Regions from separate parts of the Homo sapiens genome. Here region 1 is linked to region 2. Evidence: chromatin loops called from intact Hi-C (ENCODE). Cell type or tissue: thyroid gland. All regions are shown on one strand. Each heading gives the region's core, and the rest is flanking DNA. Links, peaks and the distances in the headings are about the cores only.

Region 1 (5,370 bases), core at 364-5,363, 150 kb after region 2:
AGGAGAATTAATTGGTTGAACCCAAGAGGCAGAGATTGCAGTGAGCTGAGATTGTGCCACTGCACTCCAGCCCAAGTGACAGAGCAAGATTCCATCTCAAAAAAAAAAAAAGACTGCAAAGAACTAGTTATTTTGATAACCCCTTAAAGGCCTACTGTGTCCCAAGTTATTGGAATATAATGATGATCGAAAATCCTTCAATTAAATAAACAGTACCTCTCAGGCTGAAGTGAAAAATCTGAACTTGAACAGTAGTTAAAATAGTACAGTTATTCCTTACAATCCATGGGTGATTGGTTCCAGGACTCAACCTCCTGCCCATGGATGTGCAAGTCCCTGATAGAAAATGGTGTAGTATCTGCATATAAGCTATGCACATCCTGGATGACTTGTAATACCTACTGCAATATCCTGTGTAGATGGTGGTCATGCTGTATTATTTAGAGAATCATGACAGGAATCTGTACGTGTTCAGTCGTGGTTGGTTAAATCTGCAGATGCAGAGCTCACGGAGGAGGCTGGCCATGCATGGCACACATTCATAGGTTCTCTTTAAGTAGCCTTGCTGTGCTTCTGTTAGGAAGTTTTATTTATACGTTTTTGGGAAGAATCTTGTATGGGGAAGTCATGTCTCAATTGTTAACACCAGATTTGTCTCGTGCTGTTTAATCCTGCTTTGTAATGAGCTCAAGCACAGGCGCTTGACCAGGTGAGTGGTTTCTTTTCTTTTCTTTTTTTTTTTTTTTGAGACAGAGTCTTGCACTGTCGCCCAGGCTGGGGTGCAGTGGTGCGATCTTGGCTCACTGCAACCTCTGCCTCCCGGGTTGACGCGATTCTCCTGCCTCAGCCTCCCGAGTAGCTGGGATTACAGATGCGCGGTACCATGCCCGGCTAATTTTTTGTATTTTTAGCAGAGGGGTTTCACTATGTTGGCTAGGCTGGCCTTGAACCCCTTACCTCAGGTGATCCACCCGCCTCGGCCTCCCAAAGTGCTGGGATTACAGGTGTGAGCCACCAAGCCTGGCCGTTTTTTTGAGATCAATTAATTTATGGCAGGCTGGGCGCGGTGGCTTACACCTGTAATCCCAGCACTTTGGGAGGCCGAGGTGGGTCGATCACTTGAGGTCGGGAGTTCAAGACCAGCCTGGCCAACATAGTGAAACCCCGTCTCTGCTAAAAATACAAAAAATTAGCCGGGCATGGTACCACGCATCTGTAATCCCAGCTACTCGGGAGGCTGAGGCAGGAGAATCATGTCAACCCGGGAGGCAGAGGTTGCAGTGAGCCGAGATCGTGCCATTGCACTACAGCCTGGGCGACAGAGCAAGACTCCCTCTCAAAAGTAAAAAAAAAATTATGGCAGCACAGAAAAGGGACAATTAGCCACCAGTTAGTCATCTAGTGGCTAATTGGAACTGCCTGAATAGTGAGTGGGTTGTCTTTTCCAAGTTGCTTCACCTTTGATTGAACAAAATATGTGGACTGTCTGAGGGGACCAGGGCCCCAGGACTGCATCCCTTAGACATGGGGCCATAGACATGGGGCCACCACTCTGGAATGGACGCAGCTGATGACACAAAGCATGGTTGCCAGGAAACCCTCAAGTCTTTCCTTATGTGGCCCCGCCAAGAGTGAGTGAATCCTGGCCTTTCTAGGTTAAGGGGATGGATGGAGTCTAGCTGGATCTTAGGAGGCCTCCTCAGCCCGTTGCCAAGGCTCCCCTTGTGATCCTTGTGGTGGCCTTTACTTCCCCCCGCCCCCGTGGCTCGCAGGGAGGCGTGTTGTTACGTGGAATCTTCAGGGCACGCGGGGGCCCCCACGTTTCAAACGTCCGCCGGCGCGGGGACTGGGAGTCCAGGGCTCCAGCTCGGGGACCCGAGGCCAGCGACAGACAGCGGAGGGGTGGCCATCGCGGACCCCGCCGGGGAGCGGAGGCGCAGATTCCCTGGAGGCAGGAGCTCTGTCCAGTGACTCGGCCGGACCCGGGGCAGGGGCGCCCCGAGGACCTCGCAGGGCCCCCGAAAGGCCCCAAGGCGCGGCGTGCAGTGAGCGGGAAGTGGTTGGCCGGCGCCCCGCGGCGGCGCACAGCTCCTGACAGCCACGATGCCGCCCGCGACCACGGTCTCCCTCCGGGAGCTGGCGGACCTCTCCATCGGCACGCCAGAGGTGGGCGCCGTCAACTTCACGGCCCTGCACACGCTCATCGTGGCCATGCTCAAGAACCTCGACCTCCAAAATACCCGGATCGACTTCCAGCCCTCGTCGCCCGAGCCCAGCCGCTCGCTGCAGTCCGTCCGGAGCTCGTTCAGCATCCCGCACCTGCCCGCGCCCAAGGAGGTGCCCAAGGGGGCGCCCCGGGAGAAGCGCAGGGGCGTGGGCCAGGCGCCTTCGTCAGCGCTGGAGAGCCAAGTGAAGGACCTGGGCGGCCAGGTGGAGGACCTGAGCAAGCAGCTCAAGCGTGTGGACGGCCAGGTGCAGGGCATCGCCACGCACGTGCAGCACTTCTCCCAGGCCAGCGGGCTTGACCTGGCCGCGCTAGAGTGGCCGGAGGAGCAGGAGGTGGGCGTGCGGGCGTTCGATAGGGTGCGGACTGGGAGTATCATGAAGGACGCCGCCGAGGAGCTCAGCTTTGCCAGGGTGAGCACGCACACGGAGGCACGCGCAGGCCGTCTGCCTCCTCCAGGCCGCCCTCCAGGCCTAGCCGAGTCCCCACCACCCTGGAGGGGTGAGCGGTGGTGGGGACGGAGGGGATGGGGACCGAGGAGGTGCCAGACCTCAGTGCGACTGGCTAAATAGAGTGGCCCATGCTCTACCTTGCAGTCCACGGGGCTGCAAGACGTGAAAATCCTAAAAGAACGCCACCAAAAGGCCTAGGGCCTCCCCGAGCTGGAGGGGCCTGGGGACCCCACCTCCTAAGTGTAGTGGCCCCATCCCACCCCCTCCTTCCTAGCCCCTGTTTACGGGAGAGGTTCGCCCACCACTTATCAGACATCCAAGGACCCAGAGCTGGCTCAGAGTGGGGCCGGCAACTTCTCAGAAGATTCTTAGAGTGAATTCCCTTTTTAAAATGAATAAGGACATGAAGAGATACGTGTTGAGGACAAAGGCTCCCAGAGAAGGGGAGTCAGGATGGAGAGTTGGACCTCAGCTTCCTATGGCCATGACACAAGCCACAGCAGGCAGGGGACCGTTTCACTTGGACTTTTTTTTTTTTTGAGAAGGAGTCTCACTCTATCACCCAGGCTGAAATGCAGTGGTGCAGTCTCGGCTCACTGCAACTTCCGCCTCCCAGACTCAAGCGATTCTCCTGCCTCAGCCTCCCGAGTAGCTGGGATTATAGGCGCGCGCCACCCCGCCTGGCTAATATTTGTGTTTTTAGTAGAGAAGGAGTTTCACCATGTTGGCGGGGCTGGTCTCAAACTCCTGACCTCAAGTGATCTGCCCGCCTCGGCCTCCCAAAGTGCTGGGCATTACAGGCGTGAGCCACTGAGCCCTGCCTTCAACTGGACTTTTGTTTTCTTGGAGGGACAAATGCATGTAATCATTGAGTATAAGTATTGTCCAGTGAACAGCAGGAAGCAACGCAGGTCAGCGCCAGGAGGTAATAGACACGTGCATGTCTCAGAGCCACCTTAGGTTGGTTCTGAAAGAAAAAGCAGAAGCAACTAGGAAGGCAGCTGGGTGGGGAGGCCAAGAGGAGAGACAGGAGGGGAAAAAGAGGCCGGGAAGAGGCAGGAAGAAGAGGCCAAGCCCCAGCAGGGGAGCCCTGGCCGCTCATGCCCTCCTGCCATATCACCCCAGGTCTCGAGACCGCAGCACCAACTCACTTTTGCTCTGGGAAGCATGTCTGCTTTCCTTTTCAAACTTTAAAGTGTGGTGGGGGTTTTTTTTGTTTTAATTTTTTTGGGTTTTTTTTTTTTTTTTTTTTTTTTTGAGACACATTCTCACTCTGTCACCCAGGCTGGAGTGCAGTGGTGCATTGTCGGCTCACTGCAACTCCATCTCCTGGGTTCAAGGAATTCTCCTGCCTCGGCTTCCCGAGTAGCTAGGATTATAGGTGCACACCACCATGCCCAGCTAACTTTTGTACTTTTAGTAGAGATGGGGTTTTGCCGTGTTGGCCAGGCTGGTCTCGAACTCCTGACCTAAAGTGATCCTCCTGCCTCGGCTTCCCAAAGTGTTGGGATTACAGGCAAGAGCCACTGCGCCTGGCCTTTTGTTTTAATTTTTACGTAATCTTAGATTCTAGAAGTTTGCAAAAGTTATAAAAAGTAACTTGTTTTATTTTTGTTTATTAATATATTTTTTCTTAATCCCAAATATGATAGCACCTTATGTTGTAGCGATTTGCTTTGGTTCTTTTGAGGTGCTTTTCTCTTTAGATAGCACAGATGTTCAGCTACTGTTGAGGTACCTGGCACCCTTCCTTCCTTGTAAGGCAAGGTGGGCCTCATCCTACAGGCTTTCACAAGTGGGTTGGAGCAAACTGAATCCCAGGACCAAAGGGTCCCATCCCTGCAGCAGCACTTACTCCTGCCATGCTACCAGCCAGGTCCCCCACTGCATCTCACTTCCCTTCCTGCACTTGGCTGGGAAAAGACCCAGGAGCCTGGGCTGACTGGCCAGGTAAAAACCAGGTAGAAAGCAGGGGCTCCTGCCTGTAATCTCAGCACTGTGGGAGGCCGAGGCTGGAGGATTGCTCGGACCCAGGAGTTCAAGACCAGCCTGGGCAACATTGCAAGATCTTATCTCTACAAAAAAATGTTTAAAATTAGCTGGATGTGGTGGTGCATGCCTGAAGTCCCAGCTACTCAGGAGGCTGAGGTGGGAGGATCGCTTGAGCCTGAGAGGTTGAGGCTGCAGTGAGCTGTGGTGGCATCACTGCACTGCAGCTTGGGTGACAGAGCAAGACCCTGTCTCAAAAAAAAAAAAAAAAGGAAACCAAAAAAACCCAAGTAGAAGAAGAAACCCTCCCTTTCCATAAGAGCCACACAAATTCCCCCTTTCCTCGTCTCCTGGCACTGAGTCAGTGTGTGAATGTGCGTGTATGCATGTGTGTGTCTGAGTGTGAGAGTGTGTGTGCGCATCTGTGTGTGTGTGCATGTGAGTGTGCGTGTGTAGGGGCCACTGTCATTCTCCTTTCCTGAACTCTTCTTCCAGGTACTTTTACAGCGGGTTGATGAACTAGAGAAGCTATTCAAAGATCGGGAGCAATTCCTGGTAATACCAGCCAGTTCCATGGGAAAGGGCTCTCCAGGGGGCTGGCCGTCTCTCAGTGTGGCCCTCTCTCCAGGGCTTGTCCATCCAGGGCAGGCAGTGTGTGCCCTCTGCCTCTCAAGTCTCTGCCCCAGGGTTGGAGGGAAATCTGCC
Region 2 (5,370 bases), core at 108-5,107:
GTTGGGGGAGGCATCTTCTTTTAGCCAAGGGCAGTGTTTGGAGAGGGATGTGATGGGGAGGTGCACCACAGCATCCACTACACACCTGTCCCCCCAAGAGGCTTATGCACTCCTGGAAAACAGAGGCTGGGTTGAGAATGTGGCATCGTGCCACCCACAGAGCAGGTGCCTATCAGCTAGAGGCACAGTCTTCTGTTTTTTTGTTTTTGTTTTTGTTTTTTTTTTAAGATGGAATCTCACTCTGTCGCCCAGGCTGGAGTGCAGTGGCGCGATTTCGGCTCACTGAAACCCCCGCCTCCCGGGTTCAAGCAATTCTCCTGCCTCAGCCTCCTGAGTAGCTGGGATTACAGGCACATGCCACCACGCCTGGCTATTTTTTGTATTTTTAGTAGAGACGGGGTTTCACCATGTTGGCCAGGCCAGTCTCAAACTCCTGACCTCAAACAATCTGCCCCCCTCAGCCTCCCAAATTGCTGGGATTATAGGCATGAGCCACCACGCCCGGCCCAGAGTCTTCCGTTGAGGTGGGTGACTCAAAGGCAGGGCTGAGTGGGACCCTGCCTTATTTGGGGCTCAATATCGCCGTATTAGATAGGCACTTACCTCAGGAACCTTCCAGACCATTCTGGAATGGAAGCATCCAAGGCAGGGAGGGATTGCCACCTCCTGGACAAAGAAGGGACCTACGGCTCCCCAAGTAATGGAGCCAAACTGCCCAATAGTAAGATTGTGTGAGCCCCACATGTGATTTTAAATGTTCTAGTAGCCACATTTTAAAAAGCCAAAAGAGGCTGGGCACGGTGGCTCATGCCTATAATCCTGGCACTTTGGGAGGCCAAGGCAGGAGGATCGCTTGAGCCCAAGGAGTTCAAGACCAGTCCGGCCAATATAGTGAGACCTTCTCTCTATTATTTTTTTTAATAAAAAAATAAAAAACAGGCCAAGCTTGGTGGCTCATGCCTGTAATCCCAGCACTTTGGGAGGCCGAGGCAGGTGGATCACCTGAGGTCAGGAGTTTGAGACCAGCCTGGCCAACATGGCAAAACCCCATCTCTACTAAAAATACAAAAAAATTACCCAGGTGTGGTGGTGGGGCATTTGTAATCCCAGCTACTCAGAAGGCTGAGGCACAAGAATGTCTTGAACCCGGGATGCGGAGGTTGCAGTGAGTCGAGGTCCTGCCAGGACACTCCAGCCTGAGCAACAGAGAGAGACTCTGTCTCAAAAAAAAAAAAAAAAAAAAAAAAAAAAAAAAAAAATTTCCTGAAGTAGGTGACTGAGGCTGGAGCACAGAGCACTCCATGCTGGATGCAGAGGGGGAAGGGGGGTTGGAAGGATCAGATCAGTTTATGAAAGGCCACATGCACCTTCTTGGGTGGACCCTGGGGAGCCACAGAAAGATATAAAGCCAAGAGTCCAATGACCGTGCTTGCATTTTCAGTCACCCTGGGAACAAGGCAGCAGACAGATTAGACGGCCTGGGGCCTGGTGAGGGGCCTACAGCCGAGGTCTAGGCAAGAGATGGAAATGAATTCCTAAGAAAAGCTAATGTTATCAGGCCTGCCATCATGCACTCACTGGGCAAAGCACGTTATATTCAGTTGGTCAGTTACAGTCTCCACAGTCCTATGAAGTAGGTATTATTATTATTCCCACCTTACAGAAAGGAAACTGAGGCTTAGAGAGTAAAATAACTTGCCCAAGGTCACATAGTGACCAGCAGCAGCACAAGCTTCAAACCCAGGTCCCTGTGACTCCGGAAGCTCACTCTCAGCCACTGTACCTCCCACCTCCCCACATCTCCATGGATCTGCCCCCCTGGTGGGGCAGCTCTGGACAGGAAGGGTGTGAAAAGGCAGTGAGGGGCCAAGACCCAGGCTTTGATTGCATGTAGAGCTTAAGAGTGAGGGCTGACCCTCAGGTGGCCAGCTCAGTACCCAGGTAAGTGATACTGCCATCCATCAGGATGAGAACTCTGGGAGAAGAAACTATTTGAGGAAAAGATGATGAGTCTACTTTGTACCTATGGCTGGTCACATCCAGGAAGCACCCACGAGTCTGGAGCTGTGGGAGGTGGCAGTGGATAGGCTGACATATTGTTCTTGAAGCTGGTCCAGCAGATTCACTGTGCCTCACCCTGTATCTTCAGGAAGGAGGGAAACAGGACGAACCTGGTGATCCTATGCTGTCACTATTGCTCAAACTTTTCACTGTTGCCCCAGCATAAAGTGTTTTGCCCAGTGGATTGCAACCCACCCTCACAGCAGGAGTCAGAATGGCCAAGGGCCAGCTGGGCTGGGTCCTGATCCTGACTGTACTGCAGAGTGACCTTGGGCAAGTCCCACAGTTTTCCCAGGGCACCTGTGCAAGGAGCAGGTGAGGCTCCAGGAATGAGAAGGGCCGTTTTAACTCCAAAAGCCTTGAGCGGCATTCAGCTGGAGCCTCGGAGGCATTTCTTCAGCCAGCCACATGAGGGTGTGGGGGGTTTCCCAAGGCAGCTCACCTCCCACCCCACCCCCCAGCTGAAGTCCCCAGTGCCTAAGGCACCCTAGCCTTCCCAAACACCTGCTCCAGGGTGGAAGGAGCTCTTTGGGCCAGGCTGAAATCGCTTGCACAGCAATGGAGAGGCCAAGCAGGCTCCCGCAGAGGGCAGTGTTGGGCCTGAGCATACTTTGTGGGTCCAGAGAGGTGCTCCAGTGGCTGGTTAAGATAGGGACGAGACAGGGCCTGCTTCCCTGAGACCAGTTCACTCTGCTGCTGGCTCTGCCGCCTCCTGCACACCACCCACCCCACTTAGCAAGGGGAGAGGCCAGACCAGCTCAGTTTCTGGAAGCACATTTATAAATAAGTGAAATCCTCCCAAGAAATAGCTCTATTCCCCACGAAAGGCTGGGAGATGGGGCCATGATAAGAGAGGGTTTCTTCATTAGGGAATCAAGTTTTTTTCCTCCTTCCTACACCTCAACAATGACAAAAATAAAAACTAAGCAGCGGCTTCCATCCACACTTACCCTGCTAGCCAGCCTGAGTGTATGGAGACCGTGGCTGGGGGCTCAGGGTCTGGGAAGGAGTCAAGCCTCAAACCTTATCCAGAGCATCTTGGGTCTGAGTGAGGTCCATAAAAGACACCATCGGATGGGTAGGAATTTACTGAGTCTCATTCTCTAAAGCAGCTCAGATGCAGTTGAAACTGGGGGCACTTGAAAGGATTTGGAGCAGCCAAAGAGGGCAGCTCTGTCCCAGCTTCTTCAACTTTTGGTTGTTGGAAAAAGGATAGGAAACTGACAGAATGGAGGTACAGGTTCTCAGGCCTTTGATATCCGCTAACATGATAATTTTCTTTTTTTCTTTTTCAAGACGGAGTCTTGCTCTATCTCCCAGGCTGAAGTGCAGTGGCACAATCTCAGCTCACTGCAGCCTCCGCCTCCCGGGTTCAAGTGATTCTCCAGCCTCAGCCTCCTGAGTAGCTGGGATTTCAGGCGCCCGCCACCAAGCCTGGCTAATTTTTGTATATTTAGTAGAGATATGGTTTTGCCATGTTGGCCAGGTCTCAAGCTCCTGACCTCAGGTGATCCACCCACCTTGGCCTCCCAAAATGCTGGGATTACAGGCGTGAGCCACTGTATGGGCCTAGCCTAATACGACACATTATTGAGCTCCATCCCTATGCCAGGTACTGTCCTAGGCACCAGGGTTACACACACAAATACAACATGGTCCACATGCTTAAGGGTTTAGTCTAGTGAGGGAGAGATCAGCATGTAAAATCAAGGAGTCTTACCTCCAACCTGGCAGTATCCTGATAATCTATGTAAAGCACTTAGTAGAGTATCTGGCATGAAGTTACAGCTCAATAAGTGATAGCTATTATTAGCCATTATTACAAGAAGCCGCAGAATAAACACAACACGTCTTCCAGGAGTGCCGATATTACTCAATGATTAGGGAGGAAAGGGCATTAGTTTTTACATTAAAACAACAAACATAGGCATACTCTGGAGTACAATGCAAAACTCACTTGATTTTTTGACAACAAAAGCAGATTTGAGGCCGGGTGCGGTGGCTTATGCCTGTAATCCCAACACTTTGGGAGGGCAAGGCGGGTGGATCATTTGAGGTCAGGAGTTCGAGACCAGCCTGGCCAACATGGTAAACCCCGTCTCTACTAAAAATACAAAAATTAGCCAGCCGTGGTGGTGGGCGCCTGTAATCCCAGCTACTCAGGAGGCTGAGGCAGGAGAATCGCTGGAACCTGGGAGACGGAGGTTGCAGTGAGTCAAGATCACGCTACTGCACTCCAGCATGGGCGACAGAGTGAGACCCTGCCATGAAACAAAAAGCAGATTTGAGGTCTGCACTGCCTTATCCCGCCGTGGGACACATAGACACATGGACTCCCCTGTGCAATCAGGAGTTCTTCTGAGGGAAGCCTAAAGAAATAGCATAACTACAAAAGCCCCTGCCCTTAGAGTGGGGAAACTCCTCAGGTTACTACCTGTTACCTTAGGCGCCAAATTCCTTGGGCCCTATTTCTTCATTGGTAAAATGAGGTTAAAAACTCTCTATATCCAAGATTGTGATAACAGACAAGATAATGTGCTTGGAAGTACCTGGTACAATGCCTGGTCAATAATATGTGCTTAATAAATGCTATGTTATCAGGGGGCAAGAAAACAGGGCTGAAAGGGTCATGGGAGGCAGAACAGAAGCTACTATGTTACTGCTGTTTAATCTCCCAGGTCTCTACAGGAGAGGGAGTAGGGACCTGCGTCCTTACAGCAGTGATTCCAGATGGTCATTTGGCATTGTGTTCTGGGATGGGAAGGCCATGGTTTGAGAACCCAGCCTTGCCCCAAAATCATATCCTAACTCCCCCTTCAGCTGATTCAGCCCATTTGTTCTATATCTTAGTAGATAAATTTTCTAAGATTTGGGTCCATTGACAACCACCCTGATCCCAATATTACATCAATACTCTATTAGTACTTGGCCTAAGACATCTTAAGTACTTAGGCTGCCATCTGTTTTGTGCATGTTCTTTTTTTTTTTTTTTTTCCTGAGATGGAGTTTTGCTCTTGTTGCCCATGCTGGAGTTCAATGGCTCGATCTTGGCTCACCACAACCTCCACCTCCCGGGTTCAAGTGATTCTCCTGCCTCAGCCTCCTGAGTAGCTGGGATTACAGGCATGGGCTACCATGCCTGGCTAATTTTGTATTTTTAGTAGAGATGGGGTTTCTCCATGTTGGTTAGGCTGGTCTTGAACTCCTCACCTCAAGTGATCCGCCTGCCTCAGCCTCCCAAAGTGCTGGGATTACAGGCGTGAGCCACCGTGCCCGACCTTGTGCATGTTCTTTTAACTTTTCTCTCTC

What was found. A loop is a pair of places that touch in the nucleus more often than their neighbours do. Peaks named below come from ENCODE experiments on the same cell type or tissue, not always from the same donor. Only the 100,000 strongest peaks of a DNase experiment are listed, where the experiment ranks them.
Region 1: a loop joins it to region 2, with 4 times the contacts of the local background. A loop is called at or near these places in 13 of 110 quality-filtered maps.

Annotation. Positions count from the first base shown.
Region 1 is chr17:76,304,732-76,310,101 of GRCh38, reverse strand. It overlaps QRICH2 (glutamine rich 2), which reads left to right and starts at 1,826. Exons shown (of 19, transcript NM_001388453.1): 1 at 1,826-2,637; 2 at 5,161-5,220. The coding sequence starts at 2,104. It overlaps PRPSAP1 (phosphoribosyl pyrophosphate synthetase associated protein 1), which reads left to right. Exons shown (of 10, transcript NM_002766.3): 10 at 1-624. In thyroid gland, for the core only: no CTCF peak of the experiment used is centred there; a DNase peak (open chromatin) is centred at 2,320.
Region 2 is chr17:76,456,020-76,461,389 of GRCh38, reverse strand. It overlaps a transcript of AANAT not described here. Among named protein-coding and RNA genes, the nearest start is that of UBE2O, 5.6 kb to the right of the region's middle. RefSeq lists an enhancer at 2,692-2,771. In thyroid gland, for the core only: CTCF peaks have their summits at 671 (motif pointing left) and 2,637 (motif pointing right); a DNase peak (open chromatin) is centred at 2,649.